7 separate regions of the Mus musculus genome follow, and all the other regions are linked to region 4. A link is a loop called in an ENCODE intact Hi-C map of the cell type or tissue named here. Cell type or tissue: gastrocnemius. All regions are shown on one strand. Region 1 has its middle 4.2 kb from the start of Gm39486. Region 2 overlaps 2810410L24Rik (RIKEN cDNA 2810410L24 gene). Region 3 holds the start of 2810410L24Rik (RIKEN cDNA 2810410L24 gene). Region 4 has its middle 40 kb from the start of Mir6935. Region 5 holds the start of Bahcc1 (BAH domain and coiled-coil containing 1). Region 6 overlaps Slc38a10 (solute carrier family 38, member 10). Region 7 overlaps Aatk (apoptosis-associated tyrosine kinase).

Region 1 (4,000 bases), 140 kb before region 4:
TTCAGGCACTAGAGAGACCTAGGTGACTCTCTGCCCTTCAGTTTCTTCTGGACTGAAGGTTTGTGCCTGCAGCTAACACTTCCCCTCAGCCCCTGCCTACACCTGACTCTTGTTCCTCAGTGGGGCTGGACAGGGCCGCTGGAGCTCTCTCTTCCCAGACACACAGCTCTCTCCCACAAAATAGTTTAATGCAACTTAATGGCTTGAAGTTGATGTAAAAATTACAGGCACACGGCTGGGGTGGGGTGGGGGCCTCGTAAGAAATCCTTTAGAAAATATAATTGAGTTAATGGAGCCATAACTGCGGCTCATTTTGGGGGTAATTGGCCCGCTTTTTGTCACCCCGTCCATTTACATACTCCTGTTTTCTTTTTGCGATTGATTTTTTCTTTATAAAGTGGGCCACTTTACTGCAATTTTTACAGCCCCAGTGATGAATAAAACCTCATCTTCCCGCTCATTAAGACACTGGAATTAGCCGGGCCCAGGGCCCCACCAGGCAATTTGCTTAACAATCCCAAGGCCGCAGCAGCAGGCGGGGCCAAGCTCCGGAAGGTGGGTCCTGGACCCTGATTCACCTCCCAAGGAAGGAAAGGAGGACAGAAATCTGCCTCTAACTACCCAACCTTGAACTTAACACATCCTCTCTCTCCTCCCGCCTTCCTCTCCTGCTGAAGGCTTCTTCGGCCTTGGACTCTCCTCCCTACAGCCGGCCTCCTACTGCTGTCACTCAGAGGCCCCACCCACCCGCCCCTGACTGCAGATCAGGGTCACGCTTTCTAGAAAATACTATTATTTTTAATTATATATATATAAATCTATATACACACAGAGTGAGTGTGTCTGTTAGCACAATGGAACATAAAACGGAACCGGAGCTCTGGGAAGGGTGGGTGATCCAGCACCGAGCCATTCTCTCTGCAAAGGCAGGAATAGTAGGCATCCTTAAACGGGTCGGGACCAACTCACCTGCCACTGGCAACCTGCTGTTTGATTTTGACTTTACTCTCTTCTTCCAGTCCTATGACCAAACCCAGGGCATCCTGGGTGCTAGGTTACCACCGAGCTCTGCCCCTGCTCTCTCTTTACCTTCCGTTTCCAGACAAGGTCTCTCAAAATTGCCCAAACTGAGCTTGAACTCCTCCCTGTAGCTGAGGCAGGCCTTGAGTTTTGATCCTTCGGCTTCAGTCCCCCCCCCCCCCCCAGTAGCTGCAATCAGAAGCCTGCAAATGCCAGGCCTAAGTCACTTGGCTATCTTCCACGGCATTGTACATGGATCCACGTGGGGTTTTTTTTTTCTGACTTTATAATACTTCCATACATGTGAACAGGCCTCCTGCATCACACGCTCCTGCCATGAAATACTGTACCACCATAATTTCTGTCTTAGTTTCTCTTCCAGTTGATGTAAAGAATTCTTACCAGCTAGGCATGCCGGTTCTTCTGTCTGGTTTGTGCGGCCCTAGCAGTCTCAGCTCCTTAGAGGAGCACCTTTAAGGGCCCCCACCTGTCTCCCAACATCGTTTCAAATTTGTCTGGGGATCAGACTGGAGCCTGTACTAACAGGATTTGGGTGACACTAAACCATAGGGGCCACACTCAGAACCACTGCGCCAGGCCAAATCCTCGGTGTAGGCAGTCACTGTGGGCAGCGGGCCTCACCTATGCCGGGAGGAGGAGGAGGAGGGTGCGTCCTTAGGCACGACCCCCCGAAACCTAACACCCCGCTAGGCAGAAAAGGAGGCAGGCAATGAACTCAGGTAATGGAGAGTCAAGGGCTCCGAGCTAAGTGACCTTATCTCGGCAGCCCCCCAAACTTGGACCCACCCGCCAATGGTGCCCTCTGCTGGCCATCCCAGTCTCTGACAGGAAGGCTAATTGGCTCAGGAATCAAGCATAGTCGGTTCTGATTGGTCACACTGGGCCGGTGGGCTAGGATACTGTGATTGACAGCCAGATCAGGAAGCAGTCAGTCGGAAAAGCTGTCTGGGCACCTTGTTTGGATCAAGCTCTTCATACAAACAAGAAAAAGCCTTTCTCCTTCCCACCCGTACAGCGTGGCTCCATCCCTGTATAATCACAGAAGTGGAGTTACTTCTGACCCAGAAGCCTCCACGCATGCTCTGACTATGTTAGAGTGTGAGGAGAGCCACAGTCATTCTAAGAAAGCTGGTTGTCAGTCCTGAGTGTCAGTCCTGAGTGTCAGGTTGATCGACCTCTTCTGAGGAGAGTGCTTTGCAGCTGAGCTGGGTTACACCTCTGCTTCCTTGTTTTCCTGGAGAGAGCGTGTGGGGCACCCGGGACACTTGTAGGCAGATTGTGGGATGGAGAACGGACAGCTCCATCCCTGGAGGCAGGTGTCTACTTTCTGGAGAGGATGGGGATGCAGGCAGGGGTTACTGTTATTCATGGTGTCCCCTAGAGACATAGGGGATTGGGGGGAGTGTAGGATGGTTTAGATTCCAATTGTGTCACCTCCTTCAAGGTCTGAGTGGAAGGGCTCTTTGGCAACTCTTCAGGGGAGGCAGTCCACGTGCCTGCCAACCTGGACTCCTTGCTGAGAGGGATGGGAACCCTCTAGCCTGTGCCACACAGTAAGGCATTCTGGACTGGCAGGGCACAGATAGCTGCAGACCCTTGAGGACAGGAAGCCAAGACTTTAGGGACAGTGAGTACAGCCGCAGGAAAACCCGCAGGACCCGAGGAAGTTCACCAGAACTAGAGGAGATACATGAGCCTTTTTGGAAACCATGGACGCCAGTGCCAAGTCATACAACTGCCTGGGTGCTGTGGATGCCTGTGCTCTCCCATGACAAGCAGAGTCGTGGGTAATGGGAGCCAAGTTCCCTATACTTCACCCAGGGTCTGTCCCGGATGCTCCTGGCTGGGGTGCTTCCTACAGTATGACCTGACCACTTAGATACCTCACAGCCACCCCCATGGTCCCTCTCCATCCCTTGGTCCAAAGGGAACTTCACGTTCCCTCCATGGGTCCACAGACCCAAGTGGACTTTGTGGTCCCTGGATTTCGAGCCTCAGCTGCAGGATCCCTGTCCAGGCGTCACTGTTGATCCTGCTGCCTGGGGCAGGCCAGGTCCCCACTCAGGCCCCTATCTTCAGCATTTGTTGGTTCTGACTCCAAGGTCCTCCCTCCTCAAATGGAAAAGCGTAGCAAAGAGACTGGGCAGAAAAGGAGACTCCCTGCAGTCTCTAGCTCCTCTGCCCAGTGCTGGGGGTGAAAAGGATGAGCAGGTGAAGCCTCCAAGAAACCTGGTCTGTCTCCACCCCAGGACTCTGATCCACTTTCCAGGAGAAGGTGTGGTGTGGTGGGACAATGGACAGGCTGAAGTTTTGTGTTCTTTTCCTGGGGGAAGAGATGGAGACCGAGTGTGACCATGTTGGGAGTTGGATACTCCAGCCCCTAGGCTGCCTCTTCCAACGTGTCATGAGAAACCCCCAGGGGATCACTATGTAGCTCTGGCTGACCTGGAACTTCACATGTAATCAGGCTGGCCTCAAACTTGTAATCCTCCTGCCTCAGCCTTCCAGGTCTTGGCATTACAGGCTTGCTCTACAATACATAGTTCCAGCAGCTGTTTTCTGCAACAACTGAAAGCTGAGGTCATCGAGAGGCCAGCAGGGTAGAGGAGGCCCTACCCTCCAGCAGGAGAGCCCTCCCTCCCCCTGCTGCCCCATGGCCTGGCTAGACCTGGGCCCCAGAGAGTTGGGGGTGGCTCCACAGCCCAGGAGCCACAAAGGGCAGAGAGAGTGCAGGCGGCCAGCCGCCAGCAGGGCCGCCAACAATGTGGTTTCAATCTAATTGTCCCAAAATATTGTTACAACACAAACCACGTGCCATCCATTCACCTGCAACTGATCAGCCGCAAAGCTACCGGATAAACGGGCTGCACACTCTGCCTGGCTCTGCATCTGGCCTGCTTTCTGCCTGAGCAAGGACGGTCAGGACAAGGGGCTAGGCTCTGTGGTCTACCAGCCCAGT
Region 2 (4,000 bases), 120 kb before region 4:
GTCAGGCTGCCTCGGTCCTGCTCCTTCAGGGCTCTGTGATATTCTGCAGATGTGGAGGGGGAGGGCCAGGTAGGGAGACAGAGGGATGGGCACCCTGGCTGGGATGGTTCTACAGATAGGTCTAGTGCTGGGTCTATAATACTGGAACAAGCAGCAGCTGAGATGCTATGTTATAACCTCCATGGCAGGATGCTTCAGGCCTGGAAGGGTGTCCCACCCAATAGTCCCCAGGTCTCACCCTTTATATTCTCTCTCTCTCTCTCTCTCTCTCTCTCTCTCTCTCTCTCTCTCTCTCTCTCTCTCTCCCTCTCTCTCTCTCTCTCTCTCTCTCCAATTAGAAACCAGGGGTCCCCTCTCTTCCAGCTAGGGAAGTCCCCGGCTCCATTCTCCAGTTCTTTTGTGCATACCTAGCATATCTAATGCTGGGCTAGGCTCTCCTGGGTGGCTCCCACCTGCTGAGGGGGTGGGAGGGGCCAGTTTGCTTTGGCTTTGTGACTGAAGTTTAAATGTTGCTGCCATTAGGGCTCATCTGGGTCTGTGTGTGGTTGGGGTGGGGTCAGAGGGTTTTGCTTCCTTCCTAACAAATCCAGGGAGAAGCCCAAACAGAGTGTGTGCTGAGAGTGAGGAGACCAAGCAGACACCTGAAGAGGCCATATGGGTTCCTAAGTCCCAGAAATGCATGTGGCATCCTGGCAGGGCAAAAGCCCCCGACGGAGACACCGCCATCTCTGGGAGACTAGAAGAATCAAATAGCCAATTTAGCCAAGAAGGGAATCTCAGGGCAGGGTGCTGTTGCTATTACCTGGTCAGACCCGACAGGTCTCTTACTATGTGTGTGTGTGTTGGGGGAGTGGGGGGAAGAGAAAGAGAGCTGTCCAGCTACTTCTGAACTGAGGGACCTGCCCAGCAGCCGGTAGAGTGGAGAAAGGCGAGCCACCTTACCCAAAGCCTGAATATCTGTTAGGCGCTGTCTTCCCCAGCTGTCTTCCGGATGCCTGGCTCAGGAATGCTACCCCAGGCTTGCAGGGCAAGCTGGAGAACAAGGCCCCTGAAAGGCCTTGCTTTGATTTTTTTTTTTTAAAAAGGCAGTCTATAGCAATCCCCTCTCGAGCTGCCTCAGGGAAGGGACGCCCCAGCATCCACGGTCCATCCTGCTACTCTGGTCTCTTGACCGCTGGTCGCTACCACCGAGCTGCAAAGACTCCCTACACCCAAGCTGTGGCTTTAAATTGCAAAGGGCATTTTATCTTTTTGTTACCACACAAGGGCGGCTTGTGAAGTATAATGCCCGACCAAGCCTTCTACAGCGTCTCTAGCAAAACTGACTCCCCTGTCCACTACAAACCTGGCAAAACGGAATTGTAAATAAGTTCACGGGCATGACAAGATGCCCGCTGTTGGCAATTCCGCAGGCATACAGACGGAGGGTCAGGTCAAAGGAATTCTGGGGACATGGGACACAAAGAGGACTCTGCTGCTAGGGGAAGATAGCTTCCCCATCCTGACCACACTGGACTGTGCAGGAAAGAAGGCAGAGGAGGAGGCCTGGGCTTGGCCGTGAGGATTGCACACACTCCCTACCCAGAAGGCCAGTCAGTCAGCCAGCTGGTCAGACTTCCACGATCCCTGCCACTCTCCCGGGTTCCTTGTCTCACTCGGGAAGTATCGAGGAGGACCAAGGCCTCTCTCCACACTATGGACATGCTGGAGTTTCCAGGGCTACACTGAGCCAGAGGCTGGGAATTCTGACTGTGGCTAGTAACCTGGGCTGCCAGTCTCCCTTAACAGACAAGGAGCCAGCAACTGTCCTCTTGGATCCACCGCTCAACGCTCCAAATGAGGGTAGGGTCAGTGACATTGGTGAACTGTAGGCAGAGGCCAGGCTTCTCAGGGAGGGGCCCTAAGAAGGACAAAAACTGAGCCAGAGTCCCTGGAAGGCCCTCTTCCCCTCCCCCCAGGTCTCTTAATCTTTAACTGCTTCAGGGCTAACCCTGACTCCTGAAACAAACAGGCCCAGCTCTTCCCAGTTCTAGGCACCTCCCTTAGGCTGGAAAGATATATCTGAAAGCAGGGCTGGAGCCGGGACCACGTGGAGCAGGCATAGTTAGGATGCTCCCGCGAATGCTGGAGGCACACCTAACTTTAACCCATTTTCTCCATTGAGAGCTTTGCCCGAAGAGTGGCCAGAGGCCAGCAGGCAGAGTGGAGCAAAGTGGACTTAGGACCCTGACTGGGGTCCGAAGGCCAAGAAGCAGACAGATCCGGGTAGGGGTGGCTCCAGCTTCAGTAAGAGGATATTGTGGTCCCTGGAGTAAGCAGGGGAGGGGGCTTCCTCTAGAAATCTGCTGGGCTATTGTTGCACTTTCCGAAACCGTGGAAGGTTTCCAGGAGGCAGTGACAACCCCAAATAATAATAATAACGCTCCTCCCCCAGCAGCAGGAATTCTGGAAAAAACAGCTGCTGCCGTTATCGCCCCAGGAAAAAACAAGGTCAGGCGCTGCAAAGATTTAATTTAAGGTGTGCCCCCGCCGCCTGTGGGCCACGCACCAGCACGCACGCGTCCTTGGAGCGCGGGGGTCGAGGCCTGTGGGAACCCGGAGGCACCCAGGCTGCCTCTGCATCCAGAGAGTCCAGCAAACCAGACCTAGCTCTAGAGGTCTCAGCGGGGAGTCTGGGGCGGCCCGCAGTCGCCTGGGGCCATCAGCGGACCTCACTCGGGCTGCTGGCTGCCCCGAGCTTCTGGGGGGCTAAATCAGTCTCCAACAAAGCACTCTGAAATGAGGGGCGCTGTCAGGAGAACATAGCCCGACCTTAATGAGAAGTGACGGCAGAGTGGGCCGCAGGCGCTGGCAGGCCAGGTCGGCTGGAGCCCAAAGACCCTTGTCCTTGTCGGCTGCGGCTTGTAGGGCTGGGCTCCCGGCGCTCAGGGGCGGGATGGCTGGGCTTGGAGAGCTGCTCGCGCCGTCCGCCGCCCAGTCCCCACCGACCACACTTGCTGAATACAGCTCGGGTGCGGCACTTGGAGCCGTCCGGGGCCAGCCCTGGGCACCGCCGCCTACAGAGCCTTGGTGGTGGCCTTGGGAGGAGAGGACAGACGCTTCACTCCACGCAGACTGGAGAGAGACAGCGCGCGCGCTGCGGCTCAAAGCATGCTTCCTTGGCGCTCCACGCCAGCCTGGGGAGGCTTTGAAGTCACCAGCATGGGCAGAAGAGTACCCGGAGATTCCCTGGACTGTGTTGGGAGTGTTCATATTCTTGACTACCAGATGGGAGGGTCTGGCCTGGCCCTCCAGGCCGCCAATCCACCGCCCGGGCCCGGGTCGCCTAAACTTCCAGGCAGAAACCAACCAACACCCATGATTCCCCTATTTCCCAAACTGGGGAATAAGGAGCAGGGGTTAGGAGAAAGGGGGAGGGGGGAGGGGGCAGGGTCGAACCCGTTGGTTTTTTACTTTAAAATTATATATTTTATGTCACAATCACTTTTCGTTAAGACCACAAGCATCCAATTTGGCTTGGCGTAATAAAATCAGCCGGAGCTCCCTTAAACGGAGCCATTGCAGAGAATTAAGTTGTGAAATCTAATCTATTATATCCATAAAGGAGAATGCTTTCATTGTAAATTCAGGTTATAAAGAAACTATACCTGGGCCGCCAGCCTCCCTTTCGGATCTGCTACTTGAAGGCTTATCAAATTACTGCAAAATGTTGGGCTCCCCTCTCTATCTCACGGCAACCAAAATTAAATGTGGCAACATTTCTTTAATACCTAAGATCGGAAACAACTGGTTCAACAATGGGATATAATTTTTAAGACACCTCCATTCGCGTCGGAAAGCACTCTACTCCCCCAATTAATTCAAGTTTTTAAAAACTCTAAAAGCACCACGACTCCGCAAGTGCTCAACTGTTCCGGCGGAGGGCTCTCGGGTGCAATCCCGGGTGGATCGCACGTGGACCGCACACACCCGTGGCTCGGACCCACAACAGCAGCGTGCG
Region 3 (4,000 bases), 120 kb before region 4:
AGAGAGTGGGGCGGCCTGGACGCTGGGCTGCGGCTCGCGCACCAGCTCCCTGTTCCCGCGCGCCCTTCTGCATCCAGGCTCCGGCGTGTCCACGTTCCCAATCGCGAAAAGGGGACGAACTCTGAGCCCTCCGGGAAGAGAAGGCTGCAGCCGCAGTCCAGGAAAGAGCCCTAGGGCGGGAGGGGTGCAGGGCGGAGGGGCGGGAGAGCTACCAGCGCCCCACGGCCGCGGCCCTCGTGGGGGTGGGGAGGGCGCCCAGCCCCACCCACGTGGAGGCCCCCGCCCCGCCTCCATGAGGGCAGCGTCCCCGCCTGCCCCAGCGCCTCCGCCTAGCCCCGCCCCATCGCCTCCCGCAGCGGCCGCTCCCTTTGTCTGGGCAGCCGGTGCAAACCAATGGCATCGCGTGGGCGGTGCTCAGGTTGGCCAATAGATGATCCAGGAGGTGTGGCCGAAGAGGAGGGTCTATTTCCCCGAGAAGATACGGTAAACTGGTAAGCTTTTCAGGATCTGGGCTCTGAGGCCGAGAGTGTCTGCAGCTTCGAGCTGGCTCCGCCGTGGAATTACAAATTTTGGATTCCTTTCCACTATCTGGAAAGATGCCCCCAAATCCGGAAGGAAGTGTAAGGGAATCATATCTGGACTCTAGGGAGAGGAAGCCCCAGGGGATTTGATTTTAGAATGGCCCCTTGCACCCGGGACACGCAGTGCCTTGAACTTTGAAATTCAGGGTGTGCAACATCCCCAGAAGTCAGGAAGGTTCTCTGAGATCGAGTGGTAATAATGTGATGTTCAGCTTTCAAGGCGTCTCTGAGTTCAGGGGCAGAGGTGCATAGGCCCTCTCAGGAAGGACTACAGGATTGGGGGCCACTGCCCCAGGACCACCTTAGTGGGCAGCGACTCATTTGCTTTCTGAGCGGAGAAATATCGAGTGCTGAAAAATATTCAGGCTAAAGTGGACCACGGCCAGAGAGCTGTTGCTGGCTTGCCCCAGACAGACAGGGAAAGATACATCTCAAGTGTGCCCCAAGCCACGCCAGGGCAGCAAGTGCAGGAGACAAACAAGAGCCAAGCCATACCTACAGGAGCAGGCAGGTGTCTCCTCTTGAGTTCACCGCCTTGTCCTGGTCTCAGACCTGGAGGTGTTTCCCAACCTTTTCTCCCTTTCTGCATCTTGGCTCCAAGTGAAATCCGCAAACCAAGAAGAAAAGGAAAACAACCACCTGATGTAGGGGCTGTAATCTGGTGCCGCCGATGGTAAAATGAGCCCCGGAGGTAAATGAGGTACATTACAACCCTGGATTTGCAGGGCTCCACCTGAGCGCTATCAATCCCAGCATCTCCCAGGAGGTTGTCACAGAAGCTAACATCTAATTCCCTGTTGCTGAAGGCAGTACTCAGCCACCTTTATGGCTCTGTTTTGAAATTCCTCTTTTCAGAAGTCCAGGGATCCTGAGAGGGCCTGTAGCTAACTGAAGGGCAAGTTGCAGCACTCAGGATCTAGGACTTGTCCGGCTATGGTTGCAAACCACAGACGTGGTGATCAAATCGACCTTGAAGTTCAGCTCCCAGGGATTAAGCACCCCAGGGTGGACACAAACTGATTTTTTTTTTTTAGACCAAGAGGGATTGAATCAAGATAGTGGTCAAGATAATTCCTAATAGCCTCTCTTCCCACCCTCAAGCCCTAGAAATGATAGAAAAGTTTTAAAATCCATTACAACTAGAGAACAAGAAGAGTGCCTGGGAGACAAGTCAGGGCACTGCTCCTGCAAGAGGGAGCATGGGAGGGAAACTGCTGGCCGGCAGGAGGGCTCCAAGGAGAGCCTCTCAGAGGAAACTGTGGAATTCTGGGATCTCTGTCAGGGTGATGGGTGGGAGTCTGTGGAGACAATCTCTTCCTGGGCTGTGCTCAGTGGACTGAAACTAAGCAGATGCCCTGGAGAGTCATATGTGAAGGAGTTCTCTTGGCCTTAGAGCCTCCACTGAGGTTCTCAGCAGCACAGGAGGCCCAGTGCATAGAGACTGGACTACTGGATGGGAACACTGATGGGAGCACTGAACAGTACAGAGCAGCACAAGTTAGAACCACTGGCCCTGGCTGCAGAATTGGCTCGGTGATTAAGAGCACTTGTCTAGCACTTGCAGAGGACCTGGGTTTGAGTCTCAGTAGTTACATTGTATAGGAGTACACCATTGCTCTCTTCAGACACACCAGAAGAGGGCATCAGACCCCATTGCTGGGAATTGAACTCAGGACCTCTGGCAGAGCAGTCAGTGCTCATAAAGACTCAGTAGCTACATTGTGATTCACAACTGTCTGTAACTCCAGTCCCAGGAGAATCTGGTGTCCTCTTCTGACCTCTGCAGAAGTTGAAGGACCCTGGCCATTCTTTTCACAAGAAATCTTGGGCTTGGCTTGTGCTGTCTATTCCCAGAGAATGTGTGTTCAGGCAATTAAACTTAGTTAATTTAGTTTAAATTTATCTTAAGTATCTGAGCCTAGTTCTTGATTTCATATCTACTTCTTTTTTGTTTTTGTTTTGTTTTGTTTTCCGAGACAGGGTTTCTCTGTGTACCCCTGGCTGACCTAGAACTCACTCTGTAAACCAGGCTGGCCTCGAGCTCAGAAATCCGCCTGCCTCTGCCTCCTGAGCGCAGGGATTAACGGCTCATGTCTACTTCTTTACTACAAGTGTAAGGAGCCCTGCCCGTCCTCCTGACTTTGGGTTTGGCAATATGGCTCCCTCTGGCACATGGGATTGTTACCAGATGTGAAGTGGATAAAGTTTGAAATGTGCTAGCGAGGTCAGCCTTATTATATTGGGTGCCAAGGAGCCAGGATGAGGAGATAGTCTATTGGGAGAATAAATGGGGTGGATCTGGTCTCAGGAGGAGAGAGCATCCCAGAGCAAACCTCAGTCCCTCGGGACACTGTAAGCCATGTTCTGAGGCTCTCTAAGCAGCATGGTTGTGACAGCTGACTGGAATGGCTGTCCTGACTAATACAGAAGTGGACAGAAGGAGCCCTGGGTAGAAGGAACCCTGGGTTGTGGATGACAGGGAAACTAAGGAGGTAGAAATAGTGACATTTTCCCTGGCTACCCTGCAGCAAACTAGGAGAAACGGAGAAGCCTGTCACCTGCCACCTGCAGAAATCGAGGCCAGGTATAACGAAGGTTGCTTAGAACTGTGGAGTCTCAGGTTGAAAGGGCTACTGTTTAAATCCCCCAAATATGTAGGAAAAGTGGTCATTATTGTTTTGAGAACAATGATGAAGAAAACTTGGTCCAGGAAAAGGACATAGATCTGGTTGGGCAAGATGGCTGGCTCCACAGGTAAAAGTACCTAGTGGCAAGCTTAATGACCTGAGTTTGTCCCTGGGATCCACATAGAGAAGGAGAGAACTGATTCTCACAAACTGTCCTTTGACTTCCACATAGATGCCATGGAACTTGTGTGTGCACAAGTGCATGTGGGGACACACACACACACACACACACACACACAGGGCTTAGGCCTATAACAGCCTCAGAGTACTAACCAGATTACAGGGCTGGAAGGGCAACAGCTAACTCAACGTGTCCCCAGCCAGTTGGAGAGACTGTACTTGAGTGAAGCCAAGCTTCAGGCACAATCCTGTCCCTGGAGACAGAATAGCATTTTTTTTTTTTAATTTGTTTGAGGATGTGGGTACTCACAGATATCTGGAGGCCAGAAGAAAGACTACTAAGTTTCTACCTTTCCATTCAAGTTTTTCCTTCTCATGGAGACTCTGGCTGGGGTACAAACCCAACACAATGTGGCAGATACAATGCGAATCTGTTTCAAGCACACACAAGCCTATCTGATGTCCTCTTCCCACACTGAGTGCAGACAGCCACTCCCAAGTGTCCCATGGATGATGGCAGGGAAGCCATCACCTCGGAGACTCCTTGGCGGTGTGGAGTGCCAGCCTGGAAGTTGTTCTACTTGCTTTGGGGTGTCCAGAAAGAACAAACTG
Region 4 (4,000 bases):
GCGCGCCCACTCCGGCCCTGCGCGCCTCCCGGAACCCCCCGCTTGTTCGCACACGCGAACTAGGAGCAGCCGCCTGCAACGCAGCCCTCTTAGGGTCTGACCTTGGACGAGCTCTTTCATTCTCCGTTCCCGGGTTTCTTACCCTCGTTTTCTCCTTGTCTCCTAGGAATTGTGGCGAAGAACAGAACCAACCTGGCAGCAAGCTTGGAATGTTTCTAAAAACCTAACATTCAGTGATAGAAGAGGGGCTCTGGATCTTTCTTAAGAGTGAGGCCACGTGGGAAACTGCTTAGCGAGAGAGAATCTTTACCAACCTGATCCTGTTTGCAGAATGAGCTCCGTTCCTATCCAAGACTCACACGGGCTCCGTGGGAATGGGACAGAACTTCTGCCCTGACTGCCCATCTGTGCTAACTCTTCCTAAACCTTCAGTCAGTCAGTGGTAGTAGTGGACTCTGTCTGGAGTGGAAAATGGTGCCTCAGAAGCCCAGAGCCAGCAAAACTCCAGAGAGAGAGCTTTCTAGGCTGAACTGGGGGAGTCAGGGAGTCAGGCAGGTCTGACCTCTGGTCCCAACACCCTCCATCTAGAAACTGCTTCAGCCCTTTACACAGCAAAGCTGTGGCTGCGGAGAGGCCACAGTGCTGCGGGTTGTGGACACAGGCACCCAGTGTCCACACAGCCTGTGGGGTGCGGGGTCAGTCAGGGAACCCTCAGTATCCCCATAACATGAGTGGACTTAGTGAAGCTCTTGCTCAAGCCTAGGTTGGTGAAGGAGAGAGAGTATGGGGTGTGGAAGTGCATTTCCAACGTCCCCTCCTAGAACCGGGCGTCTACAAGACCCTATCAGAATTTAGAGTGCCTTCCTAGCAAGTGATACAGTGAACTGCACCTCCCAACAGCCTGACACTAGTGGGTTCTGGAAGGTCTCTCAGCCCCAGGCCTCTAGCAGGTGTCTGTCCTAAGGACGGGGTATTTGAGGCTACATCTGTGGGCTCTTCTTCCCCTGGGTGGCTGGGAATGGTGAATGTCTGGCGGGGCAGGTGGGGAGGACAATCCCCACCCCATGAAGTTTTAAGCACATTCCTCTCCTGCTGTTTTGAGCCCAGAGAACCTCTCTGCTGGTCAGAGAGTGAACGTTGCTGGACTGTTTGGTGTGGGAATGGTGCTGCTCCTGTGCCCTCAGGCACCTGGGCATCTTAGCTTCCGGCATTTGGAGCTCTACAGTTCCCAGGTCGCTCCAGCCACCCCCCCCCCCCGCAAGAAACAGGAAGTCTTCATCGGGAGCTGAGACTTCCCAGGTGTACCGGGGTGGTGGGAAGCCCATTGTAGAAGTATCAGGAATCCTGAGTGTGGGTCGCCCACTAGGAGCAGACCTTGCCTGGGAGCCTGACTAAGCTGCTACCATATTCCTCCTGTCCAGGCTGCTCTCAGACAGCCTCAAATGCCTGGTGGGAAAAGGGTGCATTTTATGAGTCAGGAGAGCTAGCTACGGTCACCTGCAGTCACAGCTGGCCACCCAGACACTCTTAGGACCTACCAAACTGCCTGTCCTCTGTAGCAGCACTCTAGGGTGTTTTCAATGTTAATCTGAAGTCAGGCAACCGATACTGGGTTCCCTAAGCCCAGGAGGGGCGAGTACTCAGCAGGATCTGAAGTAAGCAGGAGCCCCAGGCCAGAAGGCTTTGAGAGAGCATTGGCCAACTTGAGATCGGGAGTTGGTCAAGAGTACAGGAAATAACTGGAGATGAGGCTAGCCTGCCTCTGGGAACAGGCCTCTGTAGGTGTCCAGCCCAGTCATGAGCCATATGTGTGGGCTGACTCCCGGCCACTGGACCAAGCGACAGGAAGGACACATCAAAGGGAGGAAAATGCATAGCGTCTGGACGGGCAGAGGAGAGGGTAACAATGGGGGTCACCATCACTGGGAAAGCCAGCTCTGCCTTTATGTTCAATGTTGGAGGCTTGGTGACAGACAACACTGGTTGGTCTGCACGTATTCTGCCAGTAAGCATCTGGCAGTATTATTTCATCTGCGTTGGACATGGCCTCATTGACAAAGGCGCTGGGCACCCATGCAGCCCACAGCTTAGGCAGAGGGCACCTGGACAGGTGAACAGTGCTTAACTACACAAAGCTCTTTTCGTATTTTTGCCTCTCTGACCTAGTGAATTGACCTACAGCCTGGTTCAAGAAGTTGCCACCAAGTGGATTGGGGAACTTTAGTCTAAACTCACTTCTGCAGCCTCTCTTCTCGCTCTGTCTTTCGAATCTGGAAATCAATCTGGCATTCACACAGCAGGGGCCCTCCCATAGGAACCAGTTGGCCAGTAGGAGCGGTGCGGGAGCGCCCTCCAGCGGTCACATTCAATATGGCAACTGGCGGGAGACAAGAAGGCAGCAACGGGGGAGGGGAGACTCCAGGATCCAAATGCTCCTGATTTGGACCGTGGGCAACTTGGGAACTACAAAAAAAAAAAAAAAAAAAAAAAAAAAAAAAAAAAGAAAAGAAAAGAAAAGAAAAGAAAAGAAAAAAGAAAAAGGAACGATTTAGCAGAGGGGGAATAGTAAGATGCCTATTAGGCTGGGTGTATTGGTACACACTTGCGATCCTGACTCAGATGGTTGAGGCAGGAGGATCTTGAGTTTGAGAGCAGCCTAGGCTACATAAAAATAAACGAAAGGGGTTGGAGGGATGGCTCGCCAGCTAAGAGAGCTTGCTGCTCTTTGAGAGAACGAACCTGAGTTTGTTTCTGAGCACCCATGTCAGGCAGCTCACAACTGTATGTAACTCTAGCTCCAAGGAATCTGATGCCCCCTTCTGGCTTCTCCAGGCACACGCACCGGGATATGCAGCAACCAAACGGCTAAGCAGATGGCTCCGTGGCCAAGTGCAGTAACCTGCAAATAGAAGTCTGAATCCCCAGCACCCATTTGGAAAGCTGTGCTTGACTGTCCTTGCCTATATAGCCCCAGCACTGGGAGCAGAAGACAGGTGAATCCTCCAAGCCCACAGTTCTCCCAGCCTAACGCTACCAACAAGCTTCTGATTCCATGAGAGGTTCTATCTCCAGGCAGAGTCAGAACAAGGACAAGGTCCGGAAGACGCCTGGCATGTGCTTTAGCCCCCGTGTGTGCGAGCACACACACACCCACAGAAAGAGAGAGAGAGAGCGCTACATATGCATATACCTCACACACACTGACTTTCCTATTTGACTCCACCAGGGTCCTGAAGGGGTGTGGCCAGAGATCACCTAACCGGAATGGAACCAGCCCAGTAAGAAGCCAGAATTGTCATATTAGGAGATGTCAGGAACACATGGATAGAAACTGGAGATAGCCCGGGAGCACTTCTCAGGGAGCCTGGGAGCACTCCTAATGATGATTTATCATCATTGCCTAAGGCTGTGTCCTAAGAAAAGTAAAGCCTTCACCAACCTCTGACTTCCCCAAAGCCCTCAAATAGGTAATTCCCAAGGCAGTTGTCCGCCAGCTGTGGAGCGCATGCCCAGTGGGTATCGGTGCCTTTGCTCTGGGAGGGAAGCACACTCTGGCTCATCCACAACCACTGCTTCCTGGAAGCAAATCCTGCCACGCCTGGTTGGAGAGCACGGCTAGAACCCACTGCTTCCAGGATAAGCAGTGAAGTTTGTAACAGCTTTATTGAAACACGAGCTACACATAACATAAAATCCACAGGTTGCTGGGACCCACATATATTACAATGTAGCCTTAACTGTGTTTACAGCGCTGTGCAGCCACCAGCACCAGCCATGGCAGAAGCCACATAAGTACACTCTCCAGCTTTACATTGTCACAGGGCTATAGTGACAGGATAGCTCCATGGTTAAGATTTACCCACTGCTCTTACAGAGGGTCAGGTTTGGTTCCCAGCACCCATGTGCTGGTTTACAACCATCTGTAACCCGAGTTTGGGGGAATCCCACAGCTTCTTCTGGTTTCCATGACTATGCATGCAAGCAAAGTGTGCACATAAAT
Region 5 (4,000 bases), 74 kb before region 4:
GGGAGGCGGGGAAAGAGAGGAGACCACAGATCTCAGATTTAACTCCTTTGTGTCCACGCAGGAAAGAGACTGGAAAAATCCAAAGGAATATAGCTGTGTCGATTGGCATCTACTTAAATACTCCCCCCCAACACACAGAGAAAAAGAGAAGCAGAAATTATGTATTCATCGCCACTAAGACATCACCTCTACTTCTTGAGAATAAATAACATTTGGGTAGGCAACCAAATTCTAACCGAAATATTTGCTTGCAGAATATTTTAAAAGCGCTTTGATTCTGATTATGATAAAGAGAATTGTTTAGAGGCTGTTTTCCATTGTAGAGAGAAATTTGCGAATATGCAGGGACAGGCCCTGAGAAATGCTAAGCATGGTTTTCACACCATGACAACCACCCCTAAAATTATCAAGTGAAGATATTTTTAAAATCTAGGGGCTGATAGAAAAAGTAAATCCTTATCTTGGCAACAGAGCCTCGATTTTCATTTCGATTGTTGCTACGCTGCAAAGTGTGGCGGAGGGAGATAATAATTGAGAGCGGACAGATAGATGGCTGGCGAAGAAAGGTACATCTGCCTCTCGGGCAGGGGGAAGAAGGGCATATATGGAGCCTGTGGGCATGCCTCAGGCAGAAGTGTATTCCTAGTTTGGGTGGGGGGCGCCTGGGAGTGGAGGTACATCAGGGTAACTCAGAATCTGCGCTTGGAAGTTGGGCCTACGTGCAGCAGGTTCTGCCACCTGCCAAACAGACCCTTGGTATGGACAGAGCATCTGGTTTACAGCGTGAGGCTATTTCTTCTTTTTTATTTTGTGCATAAAAACAAATAAAAATGCCCCAAACCTTACACCTGACAAATTATGGAAAAACAAAACCACAAGTCTCCCCTGGACACGGACACCCGTTCTCACTATCCCTAGCTCCTCTCCCGCCCTGCGCCACCACATTCCCATTCAGCAGCAATGATCTGCGCAAAGGAGCTGCGCAGTCGCTGGGCTTGAATTAGGCGCCATCAGGCTTGGTAGTAGCCCTGCTGCTCCCTGATTGGCAGCTCCCTGGCCCGGCGCCAGCCTATTGGGAGGCCTGTTTACGCCGAATGAGTGGCACGAGCTCAGGGCCGTGGAGGGCCGAGCAGCCAATCAGCGCTCGGGCTGCTCCGGGCTGAGTGGCACGAGCTTATTAGTATGCAGGGCCCGTGGCTCGCCGCGCCGGGCTGCAGGTTTGAGAGCCGCTCTGGATGGGCTCGCTAGAGTCGTTGTTGTGGAAGCCGTGCATTCACAGTGCAACAGTCAGCACATTGAAAATACCAATAGGAATACAAACCAAAGTCACATTTACTGATTTAATTGTATTGCATTCAATTGTATCCAGGAAACAGCCTCCAGTAAGTAACTCAAATTGCTTTCATTTTTAATTTTTTTTGCTATTTTTATTATTTTATTATATTATTTTGGTTTTTGGGGGTTTACATTTTTAAGCAAAAGAAATTCAGGATTGTGATGTTAAATAATAGAGCTTCCCTTTTAAAATCCGTTATGATGTTGAAAGGCTTTTTTTTAAAAGATGGACTATATATATGAGTACGATATTTTTTCTTCTGAAAAATTTTATCGATCGGTTTAAAATTCCCCCCGTAATGCGTCCTTGCTTTGCTCTGAGCGCTTGTTGTCTCGATCGACACCCTGCATTAAAAATAAATTATCGAGACAGGACAGAGACCGCCAAGCTTCGTTCAGCAAGAGCCTCGCGGGTAGCCCCGAATGGACAGTCAGTGAGAGCCCAGTTCTGGAGGAACCAGGAGCGAACCCCAATTATTTGCTCCCCCATCTTACTCCCCTCCCCCAGCAATCTTGAATGGGCTCCGCCCGGTCGTTCCGTGGCGCAGGGAACGGTCGGCTCTCCGTGGCCACGGCTTTCCGGGCCTCAGTGAAGGGACAGGAGATTAGAGGGGTACTGGCAGGTTTTCAGGTTCCGCTCCCCACAGACTTAATTCTTTTCAGAACATTTCCCTTTTTTTCCCTCTCTGGGGGAGTTGGGATGGAGGAGGGGGGCTGAACAGTGGGGCGTCTTCATGCTGCGCGTTCTGGGCAGCACGCGGGCTCAGGCCAAGACCCGCGTGGCGTGGTCCGGGGACCGGTCCATTTCCCAGAGCGGGGGTCTTGCACCACCCAGTCCCCGTTCCTAGCTGGGCTGATGGGGGGGGGGCGGGTTTCGCAGGGAGCGGGTTGTGAAGCGACGCTGGAGCCATTCGCTCCCGGCGCGCTCCTGGCTGCGGCCTGGCCTTGCAGGCCCCATTGCGCCCACCCGCGCGGGAAACTCGGCAGGAGGGAGCCCACGGACTCCAGAGCTTGGCCTCCACCGGAGGACAAAGGCGTCTCAGACCCGGCGTTTCGATGCGAAATTTGAAAACAAAGCAAACCTTGAGGAGCTGGGGGTACGAGTGCTGCCCAAGCCTCAGGAGGGTGCACAATTCTGGGGGTCACGCCCAGCCACCCGGGGGAGGATTTCTGGGGTTCGGGTTCTTTAGCTGTGCTCTCGTCGTCGGCTCTCCGGCCGCGCGCGGCTCTCTGCCCGCTGCCACTGTTTCCTCTGGTCCAATCCTGCCCGGGGTCCATTGCGGTGTCTTGTACCGGGGTTTGGCTTGGGGAGGCCTCGGAGCCTCGGGACTCGGCGATCTGCTGCATCTCAGCTTCCGGCCGCGGCTCTCGGTCTGTGGCCTCAGTTTCTGCCCTTACTCGCTCCGTATGGAGCCGGCTTTCCCAGGCCCTGGGCGCGAGCAGACCGGGGCGGCGCGGCAGCTCTCGGGCAGGACAGAACACAAAGAAAAGTCCCCTCTAGTCCGTTCAGAAGCGCAACGGCGGGTACCGGAGACACAACCCACCCCTTGTTTGCGTAGAAAGTCTAGCAGGCTTGAGAGAAAGGCACGAACGAGCCGGCGATCGGCCCGCAGGGGGTGGAGAGTAAAGCCACTGCTTGAGCCCAGAGCCCGCGTCCCGAGAATCGCCGGCAGCCCCCACTTTCGCTCCCACTTTGAAATGTCTTACTGGGGGTGGGGGGCCCAGAACAAAAGCCCAGCGCACACGACTCCCCGGAGGCCGTCGCGAAGCCTTGTACCGCGCGCGCAGCCTCCGACCCCACTCCGGCCCTCGGCGCCTTTGAAGCGGCAGGTTCCTGACCTCCCTCCCCTTCCTCCTTTCCCTTTGTCCTGCTCGGCGCCCTCCGGGGCTCGAGAGGCGCCGGCCTGGGTTGGGGCGCGCAAGTCCCTCTCCATCCCCGGGCAGCCCATCCTCTGACCCCGGCGCCAACAACGCCTCGGCCTTGTTTGAGCCTTCCGCGCCGTGGCTATCGCCGAATAGGCCCGCGCGGTGGAGAAGCGAGTTATTTGTTGGACCCGGGGAGAGTGAAGCTCCCCAGAGGGAAGAGAGCCCCAAACCCCTTTGTATGCAGTTCGAGCACAAAGAAGTCTTTGTGTAGTCCCGTTTATTTACAATGCAAAATTCTCCGAATAAATATTAAAAAAAGCTTATCAGCTGAGCAAATATGTATTCACTTAATACATTATGTTTTCGGTTATAGATTAAATCAGACACAAAATAGTGTGCAAATAAGACAGTGTAGAACCCAGAGCATAAAATATAGCAATTTTAAATGGTATTTACGAAATAGAAAACATCTTAATCGCTTTGTTGTCACGGTGGAATGGCTTTAAAAAAGGTTTTGATTGTCTGCAAAGTTCACAGTTAAGAATATCTCCATTCTATTGGAACTGAGATGAAGTATTAAAACAATGCGTATTTCGGAAATAAGGAGAGAAGTATTCGAAATGGAGGAGGGCCGAGAGATTTTGGTCGCACGTGCATGGTGGTGTACAGTTTATTTCGCTTGCTGGGTTGCTCCTCTCAGAGTTGAAATTGTCTCCGATTTCGCCCGGGAGCAGACTTCCGCGATGGGAGGGGTAGAAGAAAAAGAAGAGGAGGGTCATTTTAAGCCGGCCCTGTCCGA
Region 6 (4,000 bases), 200 kb before region 4:
CCACACACATGCTTCTTTACATCACAGTCCTGAGCCGTACCTGCTACTAGCTTTTTAATTTCAGCTGTCCGTCCCATTGAGAGGCATATGGAAGAGAGGCACAATAGGAAACCATGAAAAGTCTCTTCTTCAGAAAGAAAAAAACAATCAAAGAATCAAACATGTTTAGGTGACAGATTACAGAAACTGGAACCAACAAATTTAGTCAGACTAAAACCAGAGACAAAAATAACAAGTGTGGGAAAGTTCCACAAATAAGTTGTGAGCTCCAACCAAGCAGAAGAAAGCTCTGGGTTCTACCTTCCAGGTCTGCACTGTCAGCCAGGAGCAGTGGCTGAGCAGCTGCTCAGGCCTGGCCTTCAGGGCTGAATGAGAAGCAAAGCCTCAGTCTTTTCAAACCCACTTCGGGGCACGAGTACCCTAGGCAGGCCCAGGTCAGACTTCAGCTGAGGGTTCACCAAAACCAACTAGGCAGGTGGTCACTAGAGGGCTCCTGGGCGGGCTAGCACTGCAGCCCCTGCACAAGAAACATCACAGGGAGACCATAAAGCCAAAACGGACACGAAACTTTAGAGGAACTCAGGGCACATCAGCCGTGGCAAACTTCAAGTGCTGGGGGACACGGGGCATGCTGCTGGCCACCAACACCACCCCAGCCCGACCTGAGCACAGGTCCATCTCAGGCACAGCCTTCAAATGAGTCTTCAAACCTGTGTACCAAGGCCTCCCTCCCAGCCTTTAAGCAAGAGTAGAGAAAATATTAACCTGCTTAAAGATGAAATCAAAATAGTAGTTAAAAGCCATGTGACCATTTGACACCTCTTTTAGGGGCACAAAAGGGGAGATTAAAAACAACCCTAGAGAGGTGAGAAATAGGGAGGGGTCACTGGAGGTGTTTCCTTAGCATAAAAACCAAGCAGCAGAAACTGTGGAGGCAGGAGGGACCCAGGAGCACCCACCCCACTCCAGCTCATTCTGGGGCTCCTCCCAAAGGGCCAGCCTCACCTTCCAGCTTGCTCCCCGCCTGGTCTCCACCCTGTTGCTCAGCCTCCTTCTTCTCCCTCTGCTCTGCAGCCTCCGGCCTTTGCACAGGGAGGCCCGCCTTCCCACCTGCACACAGGGAGACTCAGCTGCTTTGTTGGAAAGTCAGAGTTGGGCGTGGGGTGAGGGGCTGGCAGATGTTTCCTAAAATGACTCTATAGCTAGCCCCCCCCCCCTCCAGCACAGTTTATATCCAACCTAATGATTACCAGGGAAGTAATAAAGAAATATTTAACAATCTCAGCTGATGGCTGTGAGCCAATGGTGACTACCTGAGCCAATTAAAATGCGAGCGCCGTCCTAACCAGCTCTTAGACGGGTACTTAACAGTGTGTTACCTGTCAAGCGTTCCTGCACTGTCCCCCGTGTGCACCCCCAGAACAGCCTGGCACCTGACATTTAGTGGTCTGGCAACAACTGTGTGACAGATATTATGGAAGCTGTCAAGCTCCCAGGCTCTTCTTCACTCCACAAGCTGCTGAAGGGGCCGTGACATTCACATGCTAATCATGTGGAATGGGAGGGCTGGGGACTGAGAAGGACTAGCCCATTTCTGCTGCACCCACCAAGGGAGCTCCCCTTGGCGACTGACACTCACCAGCATCGCTCTCAGCAGCACTCTCCACGGGCTTCCACAGGGCGCCTCCAGCCTTCTGTGCAGGCTCCCTGCCGTCATCTGCTGCCAGAGCCTTCAGCTCCACAGAGTCCCTGGCCTGGGCAGCTGGCTGCGGATCCCTATTTCCTGGCCTGGAATCTTCCTTCCTGGGCTGCACAGGTGGCTGGCCATTTGCTTCTGGAACCTTCTGAGGATGTTCAGTTTCTCCTACTGCCAGGACTTGCCCGGGTCTCTTTCCTTCCCCTCCTCTCTCAGGTTCCTGCTTCTCCTTCTCTGACTCAGGCAGAGGTGGTGCCCCTTGACCCCTGCCTGCAGGGTCTCCTTCATCTGGGAGCCTGGGAGGTGGCTTTTTCTCCTCTGGCCCTTCTTGGTCCTGGCCTTCATCCACCACCACTTTATCATGAGGGATGGGAGGCTCATGGCGATGGGCCTCACCCATAGGGACAGCAATACCTGGAAGGGCATAAGGACAGGTGGAGGAGATGAGGCTGAAGTTCCTAGGAATTAGAACGGTCCTCTGGCTCTCAAGTGTGACATGACCATGACCATGACCTCAGGTCCTCTACAGCTATCTGAGGACTGCCAGGACACTAGAATGGTAATGTCACAAGAGGAACAGTAGAGGGCAGCTGTCTTGACCAAGGGGAAGGTGGAGCACAGGTCTAGGCTAAGTTAGACATGCGAGCCCTTCACAGGGTTGCTTAAGCCTTTCTCTGTCAAGGCAGCTGGTTGGGGCCGTTTATTTAGCACTCACCTTGGCCGGGGCGATCCAGCTGTGCGGCTTCCTGCTTCTCCTTGGGAGCTTCCCCGCCAGGCACATCTACAGGACCCTTGATCTGGGCCTGCTCCAGTACCTCTTTGTCCTCTGCTGGCTTTAGCTTCTCTTGGCTATCCTCAGCAACAACTACAACGGGATCCTGGACTGCAAGCAAAGCATAGTGAGCCACCAGAAACCAGTACAGGCTGGGCCAAATGGCAGAATGGAGGTTTCTTCCTGTTTAATCATGATTATCAGCTAAATGGCACAGAATCCTTCCTTTTCATTCATGATAAAAAAAACATCAAAATTCAATTTATACCTGTAGTCAGATGACATGCTGTGTAATACTTGTCCACAACCACCAGGTGGCAGCGTGAGCACACAGCCAGGCAATGTCCCTAGGGTCTTCCAGCAGGGACCAACTGCTTGCCCTGAGACCTAAACTGAAGGACTTTTAAGGATATGGTTGGGTGGGCCTGTCAACCTCTTGCTGTTGGTGGGGGAAACTCACACAAGGTGAGACGAAAGGAGAGGCTGGCAAAGTTGTCCACATGCCCACAAATGCATAGGGGTCCATGTTCCATCAGAAACCACAGCAGAGTATTGTGGCTCCAGAATTGGAGAAAACTAGCTTCACTGAAAAGACTGCTTTTGAGAGCTTGGGACCTAGCTGGGCTGGTAGCACACACAGGCCCTGGCCAGGGCTCAGTACCAGCATAACATAAACTAGGTATGGCATCATCATATGCTTTGGAGGGGGATGTGGGAACCTTATAGATTCTAGGTCATCCCCGGGCTAGTTTCAGGCTAGCCTGGGCTACGTGAAATCCTATCTCAAAAAAACAAAAAAACCATGTTCAAGTGCTGGGCAATCATAAGAGGATCTGAAGAGCTATGCAGATGAAAAACCACCTTAGAAAACAGAATGTGAAGACGGCCATGTGGTTCTGAGCACTGACTGCTTGTGCAAAGGGCCTGGTGTGGTCCCTAGTACCCACACCGGGGTTCAGACCATCCCTAACTCCACTTCTCGTTGGTCTGATGCATCTTCTAAGCTTTTCAGGCAGCAGGCATACACATGGTATACAAACACACACATACGAGAAAAAAAGTTAAGGTTTGTTTGTTTGTTTGGGGTTTTTGTTTTGTTTTGTTTTTAATGGCTGTCCAGGAGCTCAAAGATCCACCTGCCTCTGCCTCTGCTGGGATTAAAGGCGTGCACCACCATCACCCAGCTAAGAAGAAAAACCTTTTAAAACAACAGCAAAGGCCAGTCTACTCTGAGTGGTGTCCCACTCATGTTCAGGTGAGGCGGCGGCCTGCTGTTCACTGTCTGGAGCCCTGGGGCAGGCTCCGCATGGCAGCTAAGCATTTGGCTCAGTGACCACGCAGGTATGGGGTTGCCCTGATGCTCTTCTGAGAGGCCTCTCAGGATTGCCAAGCCTGTCTGTGTTCTAAGATAGGAAGTAGCCTGTCAGGCAGAAGCTGTGAGCCTGTGAAGGTTTTCTAGGCCCTACTACCAGCAGTGAGCTCCAGGAATTCATGGCTGCTGGCCAGCACTGGACATGGGCTCTCCAAGACAG
Region 7 (4,000 bases), 280 kb before region 4:
TGTGGTTCACACAAGTCACAACACTGAGTACCAGGCACCATCCTGTCTCTGGACACTGAGAGCGACAGGGCCTCGGTTTGGGTTGGAAGCATCACTGTATAAGCAGGCCTTACAAATCTAAGTCTCTGTAGTGGGCGGCCTGCAATTCCACCCGGGCTCAGGAGCACAGACAGAAAACCACGCCCAGCTAGGGCATGCTGACAGGACGGCCCTGCCCACCATCAAGCTGACCGCCCATTCTAAACCGTCACACTGAATAAAACAGAAAGTGTGTGCATGCCTTCGCGGTTCTCCCTGTGTCTTAGGAAGCGCTTTAAACATTAACCACACTGAGGCCTTGGCTCCGCTGAGGTCATTAGTGCCTCCTACCCAGTCCTATGCTAGTTGTTGCCCTGAGAGGCCCAGTTCACAGGCGCCCCCACCCTGGCCGTCCATCTCCCACACTCCCTCGCAGGACTTGGCTGGGGGATGTGGTCAGGAATCATTACACAAAGCCACATTTGCATAGGAGTGGGACCTTACCATGGGGTGGGTGTCCAAAAACACTTTCGTTAAGATTTCTGTCATCAGTCTTGTCTGCAAGCACCCAGATCCACTACAAGCTCCAAACTCCACATCACTCAGCTCCCGGGAGCAGCCATGTTGGTGCCACTCCTGTACTGCTGAGGCCTGTCTGATGGGAGCTGGGCGATCCCCTCCACTGTGCGGTGTCAGCCAGCCCTCTCCTCTCTATTCTTTTTTTTTTTTTAAAGATTTATTTATTTTATGTACACTGTCGCTGTCTTCAAACACACCAGAAGATGGCATCAGATCCCATTACAGAGGGCTGTGAGCCACCATGTGGTTGCTGGGAATTGAACTCAGGACCTCTAGAAGAGCAGTTAGCGCTCTTAACTGTTGAGCCATCTCTCCAGCCCCCTCTCCTCTCTATTCTTATTGCTGTTGATTGGTTGGCTTTGTTTTCCCAAAGACAACGTTTCTCTATGTAGCTTTTGCTGTCCTGGAACCCACTCTGTAGACCAGGCTGGCCTCGAACTCAGAGATCGCCTGCCTCTCTGCCTCTGCCTCCCGAGTGTTGGGATCAAAGATGTGTGCCACCTGCCCAGGATCTCTTAGCTACTCATGTTACCCCCAACCCCCAGATGCTGAGATTTTCCAGAAATTGAACCGTGTTTGGGTAGTGACTGCCTTTGTGTCTCAGGAGGCCCAGGTTTGGTGGGAGTGTACTTGCGGTTGTCAGAGTGACCCCAAGGCTGCCCACTTGCTTCTCCCTCTGGCCTGCAGCTGTGTCACCTGCTTAGCCTGGCCAAGGAGACTTTGCAGATATTGGTAGATCTTCCCATAGCTCCATGGGTGGTGGCCCTTTGACCCTTTGCTGTCAACCAATGGGATTGACCTTAACCTTTTGACCCCAGTTGTCAGGGAAGCCATTGAAAATAAACATGTGGCCCTTCTCAGGGGAGGGAAGCCTCAGAGGTGAGCACATTCCTCAGATCCTCTTTGCCTCCCAGGTGACACAGGACAGGCCACATGGGGAGGAGAAGGTACCCATAAACAGGCAGACCAACCTTGGCAGCAGGGCAGGTATACCAGGCCCTGATTGGACTAGAGCTCCCAGCAACACTCACAGTGTGACGGGTCAGGCTGGCCGGCAGCCAGTGCTGATGTGAGCATGGTTCGGGCCTCTCCCACCCCCTTCCCTTCTGTTTGAATGCTAGGCAGACACTCTGTTGCTGCCTGGAAGGTTCTGGACAGAAGTGTGCCTCTCAGGTCACATGCTTATTAGCTGGGCCGGACACACCCCTCAAGCCCTCAGGCTCATTCTGCACTCGGCCACTGTCTGGAAACACGGGGCCAGCTGAGGCACAAGAGGAATTAAGGACGGAGGCTGGGGGAAAAGGACGGGCAGGCACCTGCAGTGCAGTCAGAAACCCCCAAAAGTGAACGTGGCTTTGATCTGGTCCTGGCTGTACAGCTCTACCCAACATGGTCCTGTTCCAACCTGTGAGTCCCTGTCCAAACCCACATCTCCACGTTTTGACTAGCCTAGAGTCCAGAAAATCAGGGGGCCAACAGGCCACCCAGGTCTCTTCATAGCACATACCCAATTTAGGTCACCGCAGATGACCCACTTCTGCCACCAGATGGCGATCCCTGGGCATTTTACAGTAATTGCTGAGTGGGGTCCAGAGACTCCCAACTCCTTGGCAAGGGTGTGGAGGAACCAGAAGGCCACCTCAGGCTGGGCGCAACCCCAGCAGCTAATACATGGGCACACCAGGGAGGTGGCCTGCTGGAGGGCAAAGGTCGAGGTGTAGTCGTTCCCCCAGCATCCTCACAACCAGCCTAGGCTGCTGGGAGGTGACTCTGTTCTGGGTCCCAGTCGTGCCAGGCTTCAGACCACCTGTGTGGTCACCTGCTCTATGTAACCTTTCTGTCAGACCTGATGTCTCCAGGATCCCCCATTCTATGGCCCTGTCACAAAACTTCCTGGACCTGGCTCCCAGACACTGCCTTCAAACAAGAAGGAAAGCCAGAGACCCCACAGAGTGGCAGCTGGCTCCCAGAACGCAGTTCCTTCTCTGATAGGCTCCTCTGAGGCCCTGGGGAGAGGCAGTGCTCCCAGACCTGCACGAGGCCAGGGTTTGCTGGCTGGTGCTAGTTGCTCCGTCAGCCCAGTGACACCATTCATGGCTCCAGGGGACGGTGTTTAGGATACACTTTAACTATAGGAAACTTTGTCCCCTTCAAGAAGCCTCCTGTGCCTCAGGGCCCCTGGCCACTGTGGTTGTCTCTTTCCATCTGTTCCACGGTCCCCTCAAGAAAAGTATACAGAAGGCTGTTTGGGGGCTGGAGAGATGGCTCAGCAATTGAGAGCACTGTCTGCTCTTCCAGAGGTCCTGAGTTCAATTCCCAGCAACCACATTGTGGCTCACAGCCATCTGTATTTTCTGATGCCCTCTTCTGGTGTGTCTGAAGACAGCTACAGTGTACTCATATACATCAAATAAATAATTCTTTTTAAACAAAACAAAACAAAAAAACCTAAAGGCTGTTTGGCTGCTGGATTCTCCACATCTTTTCTTTTCTTTTTTTTTTTTTTTTTAAGATTTATTTATTTATTATATGTAAGTACACTATAGCTGTCTTCAGACACTCCAGAAGAGGGAGTCAGGTCTCATTACGGATGGTTGTGAGCCACCATGTGGTTGCTGGGATTTGAACTCCGGACCTTTGGAAGAGCAGTCGGGTGCTCTTACCCACTGAGCCATCTCGCCAGCCCTCTCCACATCTTTTCATAGGTGACAGAGAGGTCCCTGGTCAGAGGGCAGATGGATACCCACCTGCCTTCTACAGGATGGGATAAGTCAACTCCATCAAGTGTGATTCTACCCGGAGTCCACCAGCCAGGAAACTGCCAAGCTGGAAAGGGTAGGTAGGTGGGACCAAGGTTGGTTGCTGGGGCCCAAAATACATAGGGTCAGCTACTTCCCACCATAGGGACTTAAGCTCGGCCTTCCTGTCCTGAGGGGAGGACCTCTTATTACCAGAGCTGCCCTCCCCCCACCCCCGCCTTCCTCTGAGCAATGAAAACATGTCACCCTTCAACATGTCATCCTTCAACATCACCTGGGCCTGACCTGTACCTCAGTCTCCCACACTGAAAGCCCTATTGCCTTACCTGAGGCCAAGGCTTCTGTTGGTCCCCCTGGGCCCTGGAGCAACTCTGCTGAGGGAGCCTCACCCTCACCCTCCTCTCTTCAGTGAAGCCCCAAGCAGTGAGGGAAGGGGCTTGACTTAGAGCCTAAACCAGGAGCCCCCCAGAAAACAAGGGGCTGTGCACGGAGTGACTTCCTCCAGGGCTCTGTGACCTCTGTCTCCTCAGTACTGCGTGAAGGATTAGCAGATATGCACGGGCCAGCTGCTTAGAGTTGGGGACCTGGCTACCCATCCACCGTCTGTGAACTTTGCCTGTTTATACTGAGCTCCTGGCACAAGC

The links. Peaks named below come from ENCODE experiments on the same cell type or tissue, not always from the same donor. Only the 100,000 strongest peaks of a DNase experiment are listed, where the experiment ranks them.
Region 1: a loop joins it to region 4, with 2.1 times the contacts of the local background. A loop is called at or near these places in 14 of 42 quality-filtered maps.
Region 2: a loop joins it to region 4, with 2.8 times the contacts of the local background. A loop is called at or near these places in 16 of 42 quality-filtered maps.
Region 3: it touches region 4 in a loop (7-fold over the local background); 15 of 42 quality-filtered maps call a loop at or near these places.
Region 5: it touches region 4 in a loop (5-fold over the local background); 18 of 42 quality-filtered maps call a loop at or near these places.
Region 6: it touches region 4 in a loop (4-fold over the local background); 21 of 42 quality-filtered maps call a loop at or near these places.
Region 7: a loop joins it to region 4, with 2.1 times the contacts of the local background. A loop is called at or near these places in 4 of 42 quality-filtered maps.

Annotation. Positions count from the first base shown.
Region 1 is chr11:120,167,617-120,171,616 of GRCm38, forward strand. No RefSeq gene overlaps it. Among named protein-coding and RNA genes, the nearest start is that of Gm39486, 4.2 kb to the left of the region's middle. In gastrocnemius, a CTCF peak has its summit at 1,843 (motif pointing left); a DNase peak (open chromatin) is centred at 1,858; H3K4me3 peaks cover 876 bases; H3K27ac peaks cover 855 bases.
Region 2 is chr11:120,182,905-120,186,904 of GRCm38, forward strand. 2810410L24Rik (RIKEN cDNA 2810410L24 gene) reads right to left here. Exons shown (of 3, transcript NR_030682.1): 3 at 3,746-4,000. It also overlaps Gm9734. Among named protein-coding and RNA genes, the nearest start is that of 2810410L24Rik, 5.0 kb to the right of the region's middle. In gastrocnemius, no CTCF peak of the experiment used is centred here; DNase peaks (open chromatin) are centred at 651, 1,617, 2,242, 2,666 and 1 more place; H3K4me3 peaks cover 2,884 bases; H3K27ac peaks cover 3,786 bases.
Region 3 is chr11:120,189,714-120,193,713 of GRCm38, forward strand. 2810410L24Rik (RIKEN cDNA 2810410L24 gene) reads right to left here and starts at 143. Exons shown (of 3, transcript NR_030682.1): 1 at 1-143. In gastrocnemius, a CTCF peak has its summit at 2,207 (motif pointing right); DNase peaks (open chromatin) are centred at 335 and 943; H3K4me3 peaks cover 994 bases; H3K27ac peaks cover 1,568 bases.
Region 4 is chr11:120,305,425-120,309,424 of GRCm38, forward strand. No RefSeq gene overlaps it. Among named protein-coding and RNA genes, the nearest start is that of Mir6935, 40 kb to the right of the region's middle. In gastrocnemius, CTCF peaks have their summits at 2,336 (motif pointing left) and 2,831 (motif pointing left); DNase peaks (open chromatin) are centred at 2,346 and 2,843; H3K4me3 peaks cover 1,380 bases; H3K27ac peaks cover 1,733 bases.
Region 5 is chr11:120,231,726-120,235,725 of GRCm38, forward strand. Bahcc1 (BAH domain and coiled-coil containing 1) reads left to right here and starts at 1,222. Exons shown (of 28, transcript NM_001347621.2): 1 at 1,222-1,382. Gm11772 (a long non-coding RNA gene) reads right to left here. Exons shown (of 2, transcript XR_001780401.2): 2 at 3,459-4,000. In gastrocnemius, no CTCF peak of the experiment used is centred here; DNase peaks (open chromatin) are centred at 678, 1,066, 1,935, 2,118 and 2 more places; H3K4me3 peaks cover 4,000 bases; H3K27ac peaks cover 4,000 bases.
Region 6 is chr11:120,108,427-120,112,426 of GRCm38, forward strand. It overlaps Slc38a10 (solute carrier family 38, member 10), which reads right to left. Exons shown (of 17, transcript NM_024249.5): 12 at 2,412-2,579; 13 at 1,640-2,110; 14 at 1,006-1,110; 15 at 41-64. Among named protein-coding and RNA genes, the nearest start is that of Ndufaf8, 11 kb to the left of the region's middle. In gastrocnemius, CTCF peaks have their summits at 2,267 (motif pointing right) and 2,782 (motif pointing right); DNase peaks (open chromatin) are centred at 2,808 and 3,960; H3K27ac peaks cover 315 bases.
Region 7 is chr11:120,028,239-120,032,238 of GRCm38, forward strand. The region is part of intron 1 of Aatk (apoptosis-associated tyrosine kinase); the gene reads right to left. Among named protein-coding and RNA genes, the nearest start is that of Mir338, 15 kb to the left of the region's middle. In gastrocnemius, a CTCF peak has its summit at 2,145 (motif pointing right); DNase peaks (open chromatin) are centred at 1,666, 2,210 and 2,558.